2 separate regions of the Homo sapiens genome follow, and region 1 is linked to region 2. A link is a contact called in ENCODE Hi-C or POLR2A ChIA-PET data. All regions are on one chromosome and are shown on one strand. Each heading gives the region's core, a stretch centred on a gene start or an enhancer-like site at or near the end of the contact. The rest is flanking DNA. Distances are from core to core; before and after follow the strand shown. Region 1 holds the start of LINC00339 (long intergenic non-protein coding RNA 339). Region 2 overlaps HSPG2 (heparan sulfate proteoglycan 2).

Region 1 (3,889 bases), core at 317-2,816, 120 kb after region 2:
GGCGAAACCCCGTCTCTACTAAAAGTACAAAAAATTAGCCGGGTGTGGTGGCTCGTGCCTGTAATCCCAGTTACTCGGGAGGCTGAGGCAGGAGAATCGCTTGAATCCGGGAGGCAGAGGTTGCAGTGAGTCGAGATCACACCATTGCACTCCAGCTTAGACAACAAGAGCGAAACTCCGTCTCAAAAAAAAAAAAAAAAAAAAAAAAGAAGTGAAGATGAGCTTGTCAGATTGTCAGATTTGCAAAATAGCCAGAAGGTCAGTGTTCTTGGAGCAAACTGAGTGAGCAGGAGGGTGGGGAAAGATGAAGCACAAAGGCTGAATTTTACCTGGGATGATAAAATAATCTTACACAAGCCGAAACGTATATACTTTCACATAAATTTATGTGCCTATGAAATTGGAGTTGCTCTGGGACTCAAGCGGCATCCTTGCCCCAACCCCTGCTGTTTTCTGAAGCATTCCTAAGGAACCTTAGAGTGTGGGAGAGAGAAATAGCAGGAAGTCCTTAACCTAGTCCAACCCTTTTATTTTACAGTTAGGGAAACCTAAGCTGAGAGAGGAGATGGAAACCTGGTTGTAGGAGTGAGTGGGGAAGGGTTCACGGTCATTCTGGTAGGTAGGGGTAGGGCCAGAGCAAGGAGTCCTGGTTTGTGAACCACCAGCTGGCCGTCTAGGAGTTTACAGACCAGCAGTGGCAATGTTGACAAAGGGCATATCTTCCTTTCCCCAAGAACATTGGCTCTGGAGCAATAACCCAGCAATGGGGGCTTTGGGGTGTCCCTCTTAATCCGGTAGCTCAGCCCATTCGGATATGCCAGCTGGAAAGAGAGAGGGAGAAGTCAACTGAGTACCTCTCTCTAACAGCTCAATCCCTCCCCTTCAGGGTTAAGATCGGGGCTGCAGTGGTTAGCATCTCTGCTTCCTCTAGCCGGCTGTGTCATTGAACCTGTGTGATCAGACGCAAACCAGATCAGTATGACTTCAAAGCTTCATCTTTGAGATGGAGTCTTGCTCCCTCGTCCGGGCTGGAGTGCAATGGCGCAATCTCGGCTCACTGCAACCTCCGCCTCCCGGGTTCAAGCAATTCTCCTGTCTCAGTCTCCCGAGCAGCTGGGACTATAGGCGCCTGCCAGCACGCCCGGCTAATTTTTGTATTTTTAGTAAAGACTGAGTTTCACCTTGTTGGTCAAGCTGGTCTCGAACTCGTGACCTCAGGTGATCCACACGCCTCTGCCTCCTAAAGTGCTGGGATTACAGGCGTGAGCCACCGCGCACGGCTAAAGCTTCAGTTCTTAACCATCAGGCGACAGTGCGTAGTCTGGTAGCAACTGGAAAAGTCCTGCTGAGATTTAGCCTCCCATACACACAGAGTCCCACCCCGGACAGGCTGTATCAACCCCCCACGGCCATATGCCCACTGCTGTTTGCGTACAATGAGGCGGGACCTATAGACTGTATCCACTGACTCATCTGGAGTGATTCCGCGGGGCGCCAATACAAGGACCACTGTCTCCAAACAGCAGCCAGCCACCCCTCTCTCTTGGTTTCCTTCCTTTGAGTGGTGCAAAGGCTTAAGGGTGTAACCTCAGAATGGGGCCCTGAATCAGCTGTGGGCGAGCTCCTAGAGTATCTTAATTCCTGCTTCATCTCTTTCCATTTTGCAGTTGGGCAAACTGCGGCTCAGAAAGATAAAGAACTTCTCCGGAGCGAAAAAGCTGCTAAGAATGTATCCAAAACTCCGCACGGTAAGGACTGAGGACGGTCAAAAGACCACCAAGAGTTAAAACCATGAAGCTGCGTAGTACCGCGGAGGCTAGAGAGACCCGGCCCACCCCTTCCAACCTATGCCCCTCCTCTTAACTTCCGGGCGGGGCATGACTTCCGGTTCCCGCGCGGCGCTCCAAAGCTCGGGGAGTGGTGGTCTCCCTTTCCTGGAGTCATTTGTGGGAGTTAGGGTCTTATCCTGATCTTTCCTCGTCCCCCGCTCCCCCGTCCTCCGAGGTGGCAGCTGCGTAGGTGAACGTTCCCCCTGTCCCCTTCCTTCTCCTTCCTAACCCGAGTACGCTTGCTCGCGGCCACAGTGGCTGCCTGCCCCAGGAGCGGGGAGTCCCTGCCTTTGGGGTAGGGAAATGACTGAAATGTGGGACCTGCGGGCTCCTCGGGCTGACTTGGACCTCACTGCAGCTCTGGAGGTGGACCTCGTCCTGGGACCCTAGAAGCCCATTTCCGCACTCGGGCTAGGCCTTCGGAGCCGCGGCAGCATAGTGGGAGGAGTCGGGCTCAGCTCCCCCCCACCACAACCGGGATTATTTTTATCGGTTGAGTCATCGCACTACCTTTCATCCTTGTGGCTTTGGGCAAGTCCCCGCCCTCCGAGCCTCACTTTGCTTATCTGTGAATGGAAATAACAGTGCCTACCCCATGGGCTATCGGGAGGATCAGTTGTGAGGGAATGCAGTGTGGGGTGTCTGGCCGGCAGAATTCCACAAATGGTAGCAGCGGTTGATGTCACTGGAGGTTCCTGGGGCAGTAATTTATCAAGAGTTTATGATCCTGAACTAAGGATCATACGGAGGAGGATCTGTGTATAACGTTCGGCACAATGTTAGATAGGAAGTAAGGGCGCAGTGCACTGGAGTTATTTTTTCTTTTTTTTTTTTTTGAGACGGAGTCTCGCTCTGTCGCCCAGGCCGGAGTTGCAGTGCCGCGTTGTCGCCTCACTGCAACCTTCTCTGCCACATGGGTTCAAGCGATTCTCCTGCCTCAGCCACTCGAGTAACTGGGATTACAGTCGCACATCACCACGCCTGGCTAATGTTTTGCATTTTTAATAGAGACGGTTTCACCATGTTGGCCAGCCTGGTCTTGAACTCCTGATCTCAGGTGATCCACCCGCCTCGGCCTTCCAAAGTGCTAGAAGTATAGGCATGAGCCACTGTGCCTGGCCTGGAGTTATTTTTTCTCACTGGGTTTTTGAGCAAAGAAAAGGAGTTATTAACTGGTGAGGATAAATTTGTGTTTGGTAAGTCGTCTTCTGAAGCTGACAGGATTTATAAGCCGGGTAAATTGTGGTGCTGGTTCATCTTTGAGAGCCAGCCTTAAGAATTGGCCCACTGACTGCTGGGCGTGGTGGCTCACATCTGTAATCCCAGCACTTTGGGAGGCCGAAGCGGGTGGATCACCCGAAGTCAGGAGTTCGAGACCAGCCTGGTCAACATGGTGAAACCCCATCTCTACTAAAAACATAAAAATTAGCCAGGTATGGTGGTGGGCACCTGTAATCCCAGTTACTCGGGAGGCTGAGGCAGAGAATTGCTTGAACCCAGAAGGAGGAAAGGTTGCAGTGAACCGAGATCACACTACTGCACTCCAGCCTGAGCGACAGAGTGAGACTTGTCTCAAAAAAAAAAAAAAGGAAAGAAAAAGGCCCACTGACAGTCTGTTCCTAGAAACCTGGGTTGTAAAGACGTTGGGTGCTGGGAGCTAGAAGAAGTAATAAAAGGGTGTTTTCCTAAGTGGGTTAGGGGTTTTCACTCAGAAAGGTTTTTGGGCAGGAGGGGAAAGCCTGAGAAGTTTTCTTCCTCTTGAGTTGTTATAAAAGTAATACATGTGTGTAGTTAGAAAACAATGCAGAAAGATGTAAAATGAAAAGTGTTTCCCCCTTCTACTGTTTCTGCCCTTCAGAAGTAAATACAATTAATTTCTTTGATAACTTTCTATCTATTATTTGGATATATCAGGTTTTATTTATTTGTATCTGTATTTATGTATTTTTAATTTCCTCAGATCGGGGGTCATACTACACATCGATCGGGACCTTAGTCATGTTGTGATATGGACAGCTTTCTTACCAGTACTCATAAGCCTGCTTCATTTTTTACGTGGC
Region 2 (4,141 bases), core at 1,518-4,017:
CCCCAGAGAGAAAGAGAGCTTCGTTCAGCTGCTGAGTGCAGAGACCGGGGCAGGGGCTCACTCCCAGGGCCGGCGACCATGCAGGTAAGGGGGTGCTGGTGCTCTTCAGGGCAGCGACTGAGAACAGGGCTCCCAACCAGCTCTGCTCGCTGGTCCCTTCCCTTCTCTGGGCCTCAGACTCCCCTCTGTCCGATGATGAAGCAGCCCTAGGTCATGGCTCTCCAGTCCATCCTCAGCAGCCTCAGGGCCACTCTGGACAGGAGTGAGGTGGAAGCGGGGCACCGTTAGAGTTTGGGCCCCTTCCCAAACACTCACTTTCATCAAAACACATCCAATTTTTTTTTAACAGGGTTCTGCTCTGTCGCCCAGGCTGGAGGGCAGTGGGCCTCCTCAGAGCCTCCTAGGCTCAAGATATCCTCCTGCCTCAGCCTTCCAAGTAGCTGGGAGTATAGGTGTACATCACTACATCTGGCTAATTTATTTTTTGTAGAGATGAGGTCTCGCTATGTTGCCCAGGCTGGTCTCGAACTCCTGGTTTCAAGCGATCCTCCTGCCTCGGCCTCCTAAAGTGCTGGGATTACAGGCATGAGCCACTGTGCCCGGCTACAAATCCACCTCTTTCCTTTCTATATTCTCACCTACATAAATATCTGGTTCAGCCCTTGGTTAGCTGTGAGGCCATGAGCAAGTCATTTCTCCTCTCTGTGCCTCCGTTTCCTCATGTGTAAAATGGGCACGATCATTCATAGTAATAATATCTATCTCATACGGCTGTTGTGAGGGTTAAATACAGATGTAAAATGCTACAGATAACACAGCACATGGTGAATGTTCTATAAGTGTTTGCTGCCTTTCGGCCGGAACCGCCATCTTCCAGTAATTCGCCAAAATGACGAACACAAAGGGAAAGAGGAGAGGCACCCAATAGATGTTCTCCAGGCCTTTTAGAAAACATGGAGTTGTTCCTTTGGCCACGTATATGCGAATCTATAAGAAAGGTGATATTGTAGACATCAAGGGAATGGGTACTGTTCAAAAAGGAACGCCCCACAAGTGTTACCATGGCAAAACTGGAAGAGTCTACAATGTTATCCAGTATGCTGCTAGCATTGTTGTAAACAAACAAGTTAAGGGCAAGATTCTTGCCAAGAGAATTAATGTGCGTATTGAGCACATTAAGCACTCTGAGAGCCGAGATAGCTTCCTGAAACGCGTGAAGGAGAATGATCAGAAAAAGAGAGAAGCCAAAGAGAAAGGTACCTGGGTTCAACTAAAGCGCCAGCCTGCTCCACCCAGCAAAGCACACTTTGTGAGAACCAATGGGAAGGAGCCTGAGCTGCTGGAACCTATTCTCTATGAATTCACGGCATAATAGGTATTTAAAAAAAAAAAAAGACCTCTGGGCTGTTAAAAAAAAAAAAGTGTTTGCTGTGATTATCTTTGTTATTTTGATTAAAATAAGGGTCTCACTGCTTAATGAGTTTGAAAGCCATCAACTTAAACGACCCCAAAGCTTCCTCTGGTTTTGATATTTTAGAGCACTGACACTCTAAAACATTAGGATTCTAAAATTCTAGGCTGTGTCCCACCTGCAAAAGGAACAGGGCTAAAGGAGGGGATTACAAAGTCAGGACAGGCTGGGTGCGGTGGCTCACGCCTATAATTCCAGCACTTTGGGACTGGTGGTCAGGAGTTCGAGACCAGCCTGACCAACATGGTGAAACCCCGTCTCTACTAAAAAATACAAAAATTAGCCGGGCATGGTGGCACATGCCTGTAATCCCAGCTACTTGGGAGGCTGAGGCAGGAGAATCGCTTGAACCCGGGAGGTGGAGGTTGCAGTGGGCCAAGATGGCGCCATTGCACTCCAGCCTGGGCGACAGAGTGAGACTCCATCTCAAAAAACAAAAACAGAAACAATGTCAGGACAGAGCCAGAAGGAGTCAGGCTGCAGAGACCCGCTGAGCAAAGGGTCATCATCACCATCATCCTCATCATTCATTTATACCTCCCCTCTTGCCCTGTTCCAAAAAGGCTGCAGACAGCTTACAAAGATGCACACTTAACAGCCAAGAGAATATTAACTAAAGAAATATAAGAAAAACTCAGGCAGGGCAGGCAGATGGAGCCTGGAGTGAGGCAAGCAGACAGAGAGCACATGCTGAATCCCAGAGATCTAGGAAAGGGACAACTCATGTGGCCCTGAGCTTGCCAGCAGCCAATGGGAAGAAGGAAACCTGACCAGTCCCTAGATTCCATGTCTCACAATGTAAAAACAAACCAGTTGCTTAGAAAAAGCACAACTATCCCTGATACTGAGAGCAGGGAATGTCCCAAGGGACAGGCTTGTCTGGCACCCTTCTCTGCCTCATCAGTGGGGCTGGCATCCCCTCAGAGTCTGCTGACCATGACCCTTTGAAGCTGAAGCCAGGGGCAGAGGCTACAGTGATCAAAGATTCAGGGAGCTGGAATGGCAGTCCAGTCAGTACCCCACCAACCTCACCCCAGCAGCCTTGGTCTAGGCAGGATTACCCATCACTCCCCAAACCCGAACACAGCCAGTGCCCAAAATAGCTAGAGCAGGAGAGGGTGCCAAGAGGCCCTGGCAAGGGCCTGGGCTAGGCCCACCTACAGGAGGGCCCAGTGGGCCAATGCACACATACCTCTGGTGCACAAAGAGGCACCTTCAGTCAGGCACAGAGCCGTCCCTGGGAGTCCCCCACCCACCAGGCTCCCCCCTCAGCTGCACGTTGCTCACGCAGAACTTGAGCTGCTGCTCCACCCTTCCCACAAAGCAGGCCTTCCTGCCTGAGCCAGACTAGAAAAGCCTTCCACAGAAATGCCACCGCACCATATAGGGAAGTGCCTGAAGACCTCCCCGCCCCACCTCCAGAATCTGCCAGAATCAGCCCCCTCAGGATCCTCCATGGCGATGTTGGTTCCTCCCTGGGTCCCCCAGCTGCAGACCAACACAATGGGGGCTATTCTGGGCTGCACGGGGTATTTAAAGCTCTGACTGGGCCTCCTCCCTGGGGAACAAAAGGCCTTGCCCTCCGTAAGACCTTCCTGAAATTGTTCCTGCCCAGACTGTGGTGGCTGCATCCTGTACTGTTCCCCACCTCCCCTGCCAGGCCCTGAGGCCCTGTAAGATTCAGCACAAAATGCCTCCTCCAGGAAGCCCACAGGGCTGCCTCCTGTGCTCAGCAGCACTGCCTGAGACCCTCAGAAAAGCTGGGTCCTGGCTCAACTCTGCCATCGATCTTCTCTGGGTCCCAGTTTTCTCATCTGCAAAATATGGATGTGAATCCCAGTGTGTGAAAGCACTCCAGAGGCTTCCATGGTTAGGATGAGTAGTGTCTCTCCAGCCACTTTGTGAAGCAGAATATAAGCAGGAACGGGAATTGGTCTGTTTTGTCGCTGCCCTTTTTCTAGCACCTGGCACACAGTAGGTGCCAAATAAATATTTACTGACTGATACAAATATTTAAAGAATGTGTCTGTAGCCTCCATAGAACCACCCAGAATGCCAGGCACACAGGTGGTTAATACCCTCGATGGTAACGTTGCCAGCTCTCAGCTTGAGCACAAAGAACACATCAAGCCTTATGCTAAGTACCTGATGTTAATTATCTGATTTAATTTGCTCAACAGTCCCAAGAGGTCGGTACCATTATCTTATTTCACAAGCAAGAAAACGGGAGTTCCAGTCCAGGTGGTTAAGCAGCTCGCCTGAGGTCGCAAATGGCCAAGCTGGGAGTCAAGCCCAGGAGCCCTGAAGCCCCTGGCATCCTGCGCCAAATGCACATTGAAGAAAGGCAGTCGGAGAGCACTGGGTGGGGAGCCAGGAGCCTGAAGTCAGCCACTAAGCTGTGTGACTTCAAGCAAGTTGCTTGGCCTCTCTGAATCAGTTTTCTCTTCCATAAAAACAAGGGCATGAATTCCTCTTCTTCAGGTCGTTGGTAGGATCAAAGGAACCAAAGATGTGACTCTGTCTCCCACACTAGCCCCAGCCCCTCCCCAAGGGCAGCAGCTGTGAAGGATGGTGGGAAGATGTACTGGGAGGAGGGGGCTACCCAGAGCTGGCCCCAGAACAAAGCTCCACAGCTGCTGACAACAGCTGGGGAGAGCTCTGGGCCTGGCC

Evidence for each region. A loop is a pair of places that touch in the nucleus more often than their neighbours do. ChIA-PET counts read pairs that join two places held with the same protein, here RNA polymerase II (POLR2A). Pooled maps may share reads with other maps.
Region 1: a map of K562 shows a loop between it and region 2 (1.9-fold over the local background). The contact joins the promoter of LINC00339 here to the enhancer-like site in region 2. A Hi-C loop is called at or near these places in 1 of 168 maps with a recorded cell type or tissue (K562) and 2 of 50 pooled maps. POLR2A ChIA-PET finds 5 or more read pairs at or near these places in 2 of 52 experiments (PC-9 and endothelial cell of umbilical vein).

Annotation. Positions count from the first base shown.
Region 1 is chr1:22,023,625-22,027,513 of GRCh38, forward strand. It overlaps LINC00339 (long intergenic non-protein coding RNA 339), which reads left to right and starts at 1,567. Exons shown (of 2, transcript NR_023918.2): 1 at 1,567-1,748. LINC01635 (long intergenic non-protein coding RNA 1635) reads right to left here and starts at 2,424. Exons shown (of 3, transcript NR_110692.1): 1 at 2,340-2,424; 2 at 1,182-1,342; 3 at 370-821. RefSeq lists enhancers at 1,852-2,453, 2,065-2,174, 2,252-2,546.
Region 2 is chr1:21,907,209-21,911,349 of GRCh38, forward strand. The region is part of intron 1 of HSPG2 (heparan sulfate proteoglycan 2); the gene reads right to left. It also overlaps the pseudogene RPL21P29. Among named protein-coding and RNA genes, the nearest start is that of HSPG2, 28 kb to the right of the region's middle. RefSeq lists enhancers at 2,209-2,925, 2,640-2,689, 2,750-2,809, 2,860-2,929, 2,926-3,641 and 1 more. Within about 2 kb of position 2,768, at least 21 of the 41 ENCODE cell types and tissues checked have a DNase peak (open chromatin) inside an H3K27ac peak, as active enhancers do; they include endothelial cell of umbilical vein, where a contact is called at or near this core.